2 separate regions of the Homo sapiens genome follow, and region 2 is linked to region 1. A link is an interaction called in ENCODE POLR2A ChIA-PET data of the cell type or tissue named here. Cell type or tissue: Panc1. All regions are shown on one strand. Each heading gives the region's core, and the rest is flanking DNA. Links, peaks and the distances in the headings are about the cores only. Region 1 overlaps MDGA2 (MAM domain containing glycosylphosphatidylinositol anchor 2). Region 2 has its middle 170 kb from the start of LINC00648.

The links. ChIA-PET counts read pairs that join two places held together with the same protein. Peaks named below come from ENCODE experiments on the same cell type or tissue, not always from the same donor. Only the 100,000 strongest peaks of a DNase experiment are listed, where the experiment ranks them.
Region 2: POLR2A ChIA-PET joins it to region 1 with 6 read pairs; 1 of 35 experiments calls an interaction of 5 or more read pairs at or near these places.

What each region holds. Positions count from the first base shown.
Region 1 is chr14:46,887,313-46,892,709 of GRCh38, forward strand. All of the region lies in intron 10 of MDGA2 (MAM domain containing glycosylphosphatidylinositol anchor 2), which reads right to left. Among named protein-coding and RNA genes, the nearest start is that of RPL10L, 240 kb to the left of the region's middle. In Panc1, for the core only: no CTCF peak of the experiment used is centred there; a DNase peak (open chromatin) is centred at 3,075.
Region 2 is chr14:47,960,703-47,966,099 of GRCh38, forward strand. No RefSeq gene overlaps it. Among named protein-coding and RNA genes, the nearest start is that of LINC00648, 170 kb to the left of the region's middle. In Panc1, for the core only: no CTCF peak of the experiment used is centred there; no DNase peak of the experiment used is centred there; H3K27ac peaks cover 251 bases.

The DNA.
Region 1 (5,397 bases), core at 227-5,226:
GACAGGTTAAGGTAACTCTTTTAAGTGGCAGCTTCAGAATGTGGTTAGACCCAAAATGACTCTTTTTGGTATCACTTCCTCCTTTGTTTTCCCTGAATATACTGCTCCCTTAATTGTTTTTACCAGAGCCCTTATATATTTAGTTATAATACACTATGTCTGGTCATTAACTTGATAAAAATATGATGAAATTAAACGCCAGCATACAATGTATTTTTAACTGGCCTCCAAGGAGTACGGCAGAAAATCAAAGTTATTTCAGTGAAAACTGCATACAGTCACTGAATTTACATACAGTGGTGAAGGATAAAAATCCTAATTCCACAGAAAGCACTTATCTTTCAGATAAGCATGCATAGTTAATACTAGGTATTATGAAGCTTCTATTAGTTTGGTAGGTTAAAATACTATAACATAATATAAATGATGACACTTTTACTGTCTCTTAATTTTAGATTTATATATATATGAACAATAGGCAAAGTGCTATGATTTTAAAAGATAGATAAAATCAATTTAAACACACAAAAATATATACAGAATAATTTATTTGATATTTTACTTTTACCTAAAGACACAAGTTTAATCAAGGTGTACTTTCCTTGATGTTAACATAAGTTTAAATAAGAGTTTAATACCACTGAAAATTTGTAGTACATTACAAAGGGACACTGCAGGTATCCTCTTGTTATAATGAGTGTTCTACTCAAGTAATTTTAGTCAGGAGATACGTTGATGTTGTTACTTATTACAAACTCCAGTGTCCATAACTTCATATGTGTATTAAAAAAGCAATAACTTTGATTCCAAGTCTTTAATTTAAGCTGTAATGAAAGTGTATACTTCAGCAGTTGGCAGAATAAGCAATTAAATACTTCATATTGTATCTCAGTGAGCTGTGCAAAATGTAAAAATGGAAAACTAAATGCAATGTTTGCACATACATAAAAGGAGATGCAATATTATTCCACTGATTGAACGTAATACCAGAAAACCCTCAGAGAAGATGGGTTCTAAACAATACAGCAGATGACAATCCCAGATCATACTTATAAGCATGATGATATGTAAGTAAGTGTTAAACCATTTTCTTCATGTCAATTTTAAAAATCCATTTAATTTTTTCTTTTATCCCCAGGAGGTATATTCCATTCAGATGATTTAGAGGTTAGCCTAAAACCTCCCAAGTACCCTAAAGTGAGACTTTTTATTAAAAACTATAATTTGTTATTTTTACCACAGAAGATAATTAAAAAGCTATTGCTGAAAAGGTCTCAGGAGGAAAAAACATGTTAATTTTTTCTCTTAATTTTATAAGAAACAAAATTGACTAACTTAAAAGCAGAAGGCTGCAACAGATTCTGAAATGTGAAGGGAATAAAAGTGGTAATGTTTTCCTCTTTTTTTTTTTTCTTGGACTATAAATCTTTTTAACCACTATAATGAGCTCCATTGAAAAGTACCAGGTAAGTAAAAACTAAAATAGAAGAGGAAATGCAACAACTGAATACAAGGCATATATGTGTGTTTATTTCATTTATTTTTATGTAACTCTATAAAAGATTGATATATCCATTTTATAGGAAACTCCTATTCATGTTTAGCAACCATACTGATAGTAAAAATAATAGCTGACATTAAAAATCCAGGTATTACAGACCCTAAATCACTCACACTAATGATTATCCAACAGAATAAGAAATCAGGAAGATGACATTTTCATGGATTAAAATCAAATTGTCTTATAATCCCAAATAAAATGTAACACTGATTTTTAAGATGCACTATTGTTTTAATAACCCCTTTTAGGGAAAGGAGATAATAACTAACATGGCGTTAAATGAGTCTTATTTTTATTTTCTACTAGTAATAGCAAACATTTATTCAACTAATTATATAACTTTTCTTCTTTCATTACCACAAATTTGAGTATCATCTTCTTTACATTCAGCAAGAATTCTTCTGAGTAGGCACTTTTCACATCATAGAAATATTTTGCTTATCATACTTTGCTCGTGCTATTAACACCTTTAGAAGTGACTGTGTATTTTTTAGATATCCAGAAATTTATAAGTTTTTATCTGCCTTTGGTCTTTGGAATCTTGTATTATTTTTCTTAATTGAATTATGTCTAAATTAAAGAGTTTTCCTTGAAAGCATCCTGGTGTGGTATAGGAGAGAATACTTCTTGTTTGAACTCAACTTCAACAGTTTTTTCTAGTTGTGTTCTAGCGTCTAGCATGCATAGCATTTATTTTTTATGTCCTTGGAACTGTCTTGGCTTTTAGTCACTAGTTCTATTCAGTCTGCATTTTTCTTAAGCAAATCACAAGTTCCTTGAGCCTAACATCATTATCTTTCCCTTTTCTTTTGAAGCGGTGTGGGATTGGTGAATCCTGACAGCTTCCCCAGAACTACAGTAAGGCAAAGAAATACCAGGCCCCATTCCTTGAAAATTTGACTCAGTCTACCCTACTATGCTACTTGAGGGCTCCCCCAAGTGGGACCCAGATCTCAGAACTTCTAGGCAAGTCTTGCAATCTTCCTCAACTACATGTTGGGAAGTGAGCATGCATCCTTCTTTCCTACTCTGGTGGGTTGTAGATGCCTTTTATCAGGGAATATAGGCACCCACTCTATTGCCTTTCTTTATCAGGGAATATAGGACCCACTCTATTGTTCTTCTCTCACTTATGCTAAAATAATCCTCTTTACCATGCCTGGAACTCTGTATTTGCTTTGGGAATTGCTCCTGATATTTTTTATTCCTGACATAAAGCATTTCAGAACTCAACGCTTTTTCTCCCCCAGCCACCTCCTGCTCACTTCCACCACCATGACCTCTATTTGATTTAAATACTAGGTTTTCAAGGCTACTGTTTTTGCTTGGACTTTATACAATCTATTAAAAGTTCATTTGTCACCTTTCTTGTTTTGTGCAGGTGTAGGTTGGTCTTCCCATTCTTGTGCCATAAGCCTTAGCCTTCTCTGTTGTAATTTTAAGTAATGAGAGAGCAGTTAATAAAGAAAATTACAAGAATAGAAAAATGCATTTGTTAATTTGCCAAATTCTCAACTGACCTTTTCAAAAAGTTTTTAACTTATATAGCAAACTACTTTCAACTTGCATTTAGCTTTGAGTATCTTGAAAATAATTCCCTATAGTATTTCTTATTTATATTTCTTTTAGCATCAGTTACTGATTATAAAACAAAACGAACACAGCAGCCCTCAGGTAAAGACAGCATTGAATGTGTCCACAGCATCAGTGGGTCTCTCAGTCTTTCATGCAGTTTAGCAAGTTTTCTTCCCTCACCTATCTTAGTGAGCCACTGCTGTCTGAAGAGATGTGAACTGGCTATGCAAGCAGAGTCTCTGGTAAAGCTCACCAGTAAATAAATGAAAGGCCTTGCAAGTATACTTCAAGGATCTTTTTAAAGAAAACTAAGCATTAAGCACAGAGAACAAGGTCTTTAGTGACAACCAAGGGAAATATTCTTGCCCTGCGATCACAGAAATAGAAGTAATAGAAAAAGTAGAAATTGAAGTTGAAAAAACATTGAATCTAAAACTTCCTACATAAATTAAGGGTGTTATGATAAAGTTAAATATGTAGTTCCAAAACAACTATGACACATACAATAAAACAGAACTTTGGAAAAAAGTAAGTTCTTTAGTAACTTGAAAAAAATTATTCCTTTCACAGTAGCTAAAGCTGAAGTGAAGATGAAAACAAAGACTGTCATTTTACGTAGTCTTTAATATTCAGTACATATTTTATGTGACTTTACATTCCTAATGTGTCAGTTTAAAGTATATTAAAGGGATATGTGAGAATATTTAAAATATAGCCAATATTTATTGAGTGATTGCTATGTTCTTTTAATCCCAAGCAAATCAATGAAATAGCTCATTAACTTTAAATTGTTTCTATATTTTTATATTTTAACTCTTTCTATTAAAATGTGTAGAATTACTGTTTCTAAATATAATAATTCTAGAAAAAATAAAATGATAAAAATGAAGAGAAAAGAGTAAATATGGTATCTCAGAAAACATACAGAATAAATAATGTTCAAATGAATCTTGTTAGCCTTTCTTATTCCTGCCCCTTTGTAATATTTGAAAGGTAATTGCTAACACTTACCTTAGGGAATGATTAATGTTTTTAACTTTCAGAGCACATTTATCTTATTATATTAATATAATTTATTTCCTGTTTTATATAGTTAGCAATACGTTTAATAAGGAATTATAATCGTGATTAAGTAAATTATATTGAATAATACTGTTCATATTCATGATTTGGTAGAGTTTAAAACATTTGACATTTAATGAATAGGACTTAAGAAGGTGAAATTTCGATACATTAAATAATTTTTTGTTTTAGTTTCTAAAAGAATAGGTTATTATTATTTAAAATCCAGCACATATATAAAATTCTAGTAACTACAATTTTATCACCAAAGCATTTCCTTATTATTGGATTTTTTTAATGACAAGGCTTTTTTATAATACTTATAATAAATATCATAATAAATATTTTAAGACTTAAAAATGAAATGATATTTGAACTTTTGCAAGTTTCCTATCTAAACTTACAAAAGTAAATGTGTTATGTAGTAGAAGTTAATATGAGACATTCTGGCTCATAATAGTCACTTTGGTCACAGTCAGGTTAACATACCCTCATCTGTGGGGAAATGAGCCTCTAATGGAAAACATCAATCCTTAACATACAAGTGACAACTTTATTAAAAATGTTTTTTAAATAAGCTTATTTAAAGAAAATAATATAAAAATGTGTTCACAAAGCAATAGTAATCAAAACAATATTGGACTAGCATAAAAACAGACATATAGACAAATGGAACAGAGAGCCTAGAAATAAACTTAAGCATATGCAGTCAACAAATTTTTGATAAGTCCACCAAGAAGACCCAATGAAGCAAGAATAGCCTCTTCAGTAAATAGTGTGGGAAAATGAATATCCACATGCAAAAGAATGAAACTGGCTCGTATCTTACACCATACACAGATTAACTCAAAATGGATTAAAGATCTATGCATAAGACCTGAAGCTATACAATCCTAGAAGAAAAAGGGATGGAAGCCCCTTGGTATTGGCTCTGACAAGAAATTGTTGGATATTTAACCAAAAGCATAAGCAGCAAAATAAAAAATAAACAATTGGGACTACATCAAACTAAAAAGCTTCAGTACAACAAAGGGAGCAATTAACAAAATGCAAAGATAGCAATGAACTGTAAAAATCATGTGTGAACCACATTATCAGATAAAGGGGTAATGTCCAAACTATATAATGAACTCATGCAACTCGACAGCAAAAAAACAAATAATCTGACCCTGCAAAAATAAGCAAAAGACAATAGATAT
Region 2 (5,397 bases), core at 78-5,077, 1.1 Mb after region 1:
AACTCAAGTCAACTTTGTCAAAAGCTAATGTTTTTACCATTGTGTGATCTCAGAAGATGACTTTTAGATGAAATTTAACAGAATAACTGCTCTTTTATCTACCTTCTTCCCATGATCTCCCCATCCACATCAACTCAGGAAAAGGAATACTGAAACCAAGATTAATCAAATCTTTCTAACAAGAGTACTTCGGGGTTAAGTCAGAAACACGCACAGAGTTTTCAGGGCAACATTTCTGGACATTGCTTTTCCAGAAGGTGTTCTAAACACCTAAAGCTTACTGGTTTATGAAGTTTATCCTTACTGAGACCTCTTTCCAGGAAAATTAAAAGTGCCAGTTAGTGCGGTAAAGCAAAGAAGGTGATGGTGGTGGTAATGTAGCTCCCAGAGGGTTCTATTTGGGTTTACATAATATTATCTTATGTAGGAACCTATATATAGGCCGCTATTTTGATTCAAACAAAACCAAGACAAGAAAAGTAGTGCCTTTTTAACTTACCACCTTATATTTGTTAGTCTTACGAAGCCAATCATGATTTTAAGAGCTGTCAGATGCCAAGATAAGTAGCAAAAGGAAATTACGTGTGTGCCTTCAATTGCTTCTTATTTTTCAGAAGAGTAGTCTGCAGCTACCTTTTCCCTCCATAAGTTCTGACTCCAGTCCTATTTCAAAACAAAGTTACATATTAGCAACCTCTTTAGCCTTAAGATTCTTATTTTCAAAATTTCCCACTGTTTTTCCTTTTATCTCTTGATGAATAAAACACGAGAAACACAACATGAAATGGTGAGTAGATTTTGTGCATAGTGACAAGAATTTGCAAAAACAGAAGTTCTTCCTTTAATCTAATTTTTTATCAATTTACTTACTTCATTCTTATTTAGTGTCTGGTGAAATTTTAGAGATGTAAAATGTAGTGAATATGTATTTTATATGAATATATTCTGATTAAACCTGAACAAACTATGACCTTGTTTTTTAATCAGCTGAATGACGTGATTAGAGAATATGAACCAGTGTCAAAATGCTCACCAACAAATCAGTCACTCCCTTGCCGAACCAATTGTAAATGGACCTCGATCACCATTACAAATACCTGTTTCTTGTTTTAGTGCCATGAGTAAGACATTAGCAAGTCAGTCTAAGTTTCTAATAGCCACAAACATGGCTCCTTTGAGTCACATGTGTCTGTTCACTTTGTTTTCTGCTGACACTGTGGCTGCTGACAACACTCCTGTCATTTCTCTCTCACCAATTTCACAACCCAGGCAGCTGACAAGATCAGTGTGGATTCCTGAGAAGTCCCCAGTTGTGTTTCTCAATAAAATTTTGGAGCTAAAACTTATGGAACCCCATGAAGGGAAATGGGACCCAAGGCTTCTGTATAGTACAAGTGAAAAAAACAATTCCTTTCAAAAAATAATCCCATGCCTTTCACAAATTCTCAGCTCCTCACTCCTCTCCCATGTTGGTGAGACCTAGTCATCTGGTTGCTTCATTATTTATTGAAAGCACCTTGGGGAGCAATGTGTTGTTTCCCATGGTGTTATTCAATAGATAATGAATTAATGAACAGAGGAGCAAAGAGATTTGTGCAACAGAAGGGAAGCAAAAGAGATTTGTGCCTCAGGAGGGAAGCAAAAGAGACTAGGAGAAAAGAACAAAGAGGAAAAGTTCCTAATGAATGTAAAAAGAAGTGCTTTTTCTCCCCATACCTTTCTTTTTTCTGTCACATAACAAAAATATTAAAACAAAATAATACGTAACAATCCTAATATCAAAGAGGGCAGGTGGATAAGGATGAATTGTCATCTTTTGTGTCTTTATAGTGATTTAATAAACACGTTGAAAAAATACAAAATGTTTTAATTCAATCAACTAAAATTATTTAGTAAAAATAAATAGCTCAAGAACATTTAGTCACCTCTGTGAAAGCCAATATAGTTTCTCTATGGTAAACAGAGAAGACTAATCCACAGACTTCGTGGCATTAAAAAACTTTTTTTTAAATTTTTAATTCAACAATGGACTCCTTATGAGATATTGTTGTTCCTCTAATGTGAAGATGTTTCCCTTGATCCCCCATTTTCTTCCAGAAGCTCAGAAATGTTAACACTGCTGGATATTCTCTTTCATAAATCTTTCTTGTGGCTTCTTTGGACATGAACAGATCTACAGAACTGTTGCTAAATGATCATTTTTTATCACATCTACTGTGGTTTAATAGACAAAACTTATTCATATAGTGTCCAAAACCAATCAACCTCTAGTGAAAAGTGTCATATCAAATTTCTTATGTAACTGTTATAATTAATATAAGAATACCTGTTTAAAAATCAAATATTCAGTAAAAATTTACTAAACAGAATCCCATTCCAAATATTTCTTACTATGAAGCTGAACATAAGAATGATACTCTCTGATGCTACACTTTTCTTCCCCAGAAAAGAAAGAGTTGTTTCTCTCTGCCAAATAGTTTGAAAGGGTTTAGCAATAAGAGAGCAAGTAGAAACCATGCTTGCTTATGTATTTACATGACAGGTCAGTGTGCATTTACATAAAACTGAAGATAATGTTACACATACACATACATATACACACACAGGGGAAGGAGTTAGGAAACCTGCTTTTTAGAGCCATCTAAGGTTGGAAGAAGTTTAAGGATGACTTCCAAAGAGTATGAAATATTAATAAAAGTAAAATTGTTTAAACATTTGAAAGTGTGCAATTGAAATGAGGAGGTGTGCAAAGAAGAGATTATGAACCTATGAGACAAATCAAGACCATCATGAAAAAGTAAGGCATGAAGACAGTGTCTGACGGGTCAGTGTCATTGTTCTTGTATATCAAAATTTATAGGTGGTATTAATTAAAGAGAGTTGACTTACATGAAACTCTTTAACAATCAAATTAAGCACATAAAATAAATATAATCACACTATTATACTTTTATTGTTATTCATTATTTTAAAATATTTTTAATCTTTTTTAGTTTTAATTTTTTGTGATCTTTTAGTCCATTTTCTTTCATTTTTAATTCTAGTTCTTCAGTGGTGTTAGTATTTTATTTTCATTATTTCCATTAGAAGTCCTTGTTAATTATTTTTCTTTTATACTTTTTTCTTTTTTTGGTACTGTTATTACTTTTAGCTTTTAATTCTTGTTCATTGGTTTTTTATCTTATTTTACAGTATTTATTTTCAATATAAATCTTTAAAAATATAAATATAGAACGTAATAATGTTTCTTATTAAAATTTACACAAATCTTACCTGCAGAGATTTAGAAGCAATTGATTTAAGGATGGTTAACAATAAGCTCACTTTCTCAACCTGATCTCTGAAACTCTATGTCCAGGGCCCTTCAATTAATCACCTTTGCAAGCAACAAATAAATATTTCCATGGATTTTATAGAAAACTTGCTAGTTACTTCAAGCCCTTTCCAGAAGATTCATAATACACTCAACATATAGTCCACTTGAATGGCCAAAGTGTTGAGTCTTGACATGTACCATTCAAAATCTTTATTTGTAGCTCTGTGCTTTGAAATCTATCTGATATAAAGGCCCCAAATTTTGCACAAGCTATGCTCAGGGTCTCCTTCCATTATAAGGCATTTTTAGAATCCAAAGGTGAGACAGCTCTTCTTTCCAGATGATTCCCATAATTACTGAGCTCATTAGAATTCTACAACTAATGTAGAACGCGTCTCCACTTTTCCGTGCCTTCAAGCCTAAAAATCATAACAGAAATCTCAAAATAATGGCTAATAGCAGAATCCAGGCTTCTTCTCTTGCTCCTGGAGGAAACAGGAAGATGTCCTAATGTTTCATAACCATTCCAATGATATTTCCCTGCCAGCCTTTAGTTGTGAAATTCCCCATAGCCACACTCTGGCTGGGGGTCTGGCTTTTCAGACATTTCCTATCCAATTCCTTTTACCATTTTCAGTGTGATCTTGGGCAAGGCAAGTGAGAACACTGATACATTGTCTTGCTTATACAGTACATGACTTTAATTCAGTTTCCTTTCATGCCGAATGTAAAATTCTGCCTTAGTATTTATGAGATGTCTTTAGTGATATGACATAACTTACAGTTTGCACGAGTCATTCTATTTAAAATAAAAATTCCTCTGAAACTTCCAAATGCTTTGTTTTTTGTGTTTTGATAAGTATTTATTTTCAGAACTTGGAAGGACATGGTATAATTTTAGTCATTTATTATAAGATATATACAATCAGAATAAAAATAGAAAGAAAAAGCAACATAAGATTTTAAGATCTTTACAATGAGACTAAAAAATAGAAAATACAGATAAGAAAAAACTTAAAAATGCACACACCAAATACTACATAGAAACAAGTGGCATATACCATTTCGGATTATTTATCCTGTCCATAAAAACATTACTCTAGATACATCAGTTCATTATTTAAAATGTTTCATTAATGATATGTTTCACATGTGCTATAGAGGGCTAAGGGTCTTATATTGGAGTTTTTTTCTTTTTCTTTGTCCTGAGTTTTCTGCAGGTCATGTTGGTGTGGCTGTTTTTAATATAAATGCTTGAATTCTAACTATTGGACACTTAAATTCTCTTAAGAAAATGTATAATATTTCTTCTATTACTAAAATATATTTCATTATTTTTAGCATGCATACAATAAATATTTGTTTATAACTCATGTTACACAAATTCTTATAATGAGGGAAATACCTATACATTATGATTTATTTCAAACATAAACATGATATACAACTAGCCTTGGCTAATTCTTCTATAGATATTCGTGGGTTTTTGGAAGGGAACCAGTAATTCTACATTTTTGATGACTACTAAACACTCCTCTGGTATTAAAATCACAAATGTTAGATTTGGCCTATTTTTCTGAAATAGATTGAGTCTACTTCCAACATTAAACATCTGGGGGATTTAACGTTTAAATCTGTATTTCTATTTCTCCCCACAAAATTTAGGGTTCTAACAATACTAGACACATTGGATTATAAGCTGTGACTACCACATTACAGCTGGTATGGGCACTTCGGTTCACCACAGTGCACTACTCCCTATTGAAGATACAGACTACTACCCCTCCCTATTAAAGATATCTTACTCAGTGGTTTTTTTTTTGTTGTTTTTCTTTCTTCTTTTGTTTTTTAGAGACAGAACCATGTCACCCAGGCTGCAGTGCAGTGACACGATCATAGGTCACTGCAGCCTTAAACTCCTGAGCTCAAGTGATCCTCCTGCCTCAGTCTCCCAAGTAACTGAGACTACAGGCATGCATCACCACACCAGGCTGATTTTTTAAAATTTTATTTTTTGGTAGAGACAGGGTCTTGCTATGTTGCCCACACTGGTCTCAACTCCCAGCCTTAAGCAATCTTCT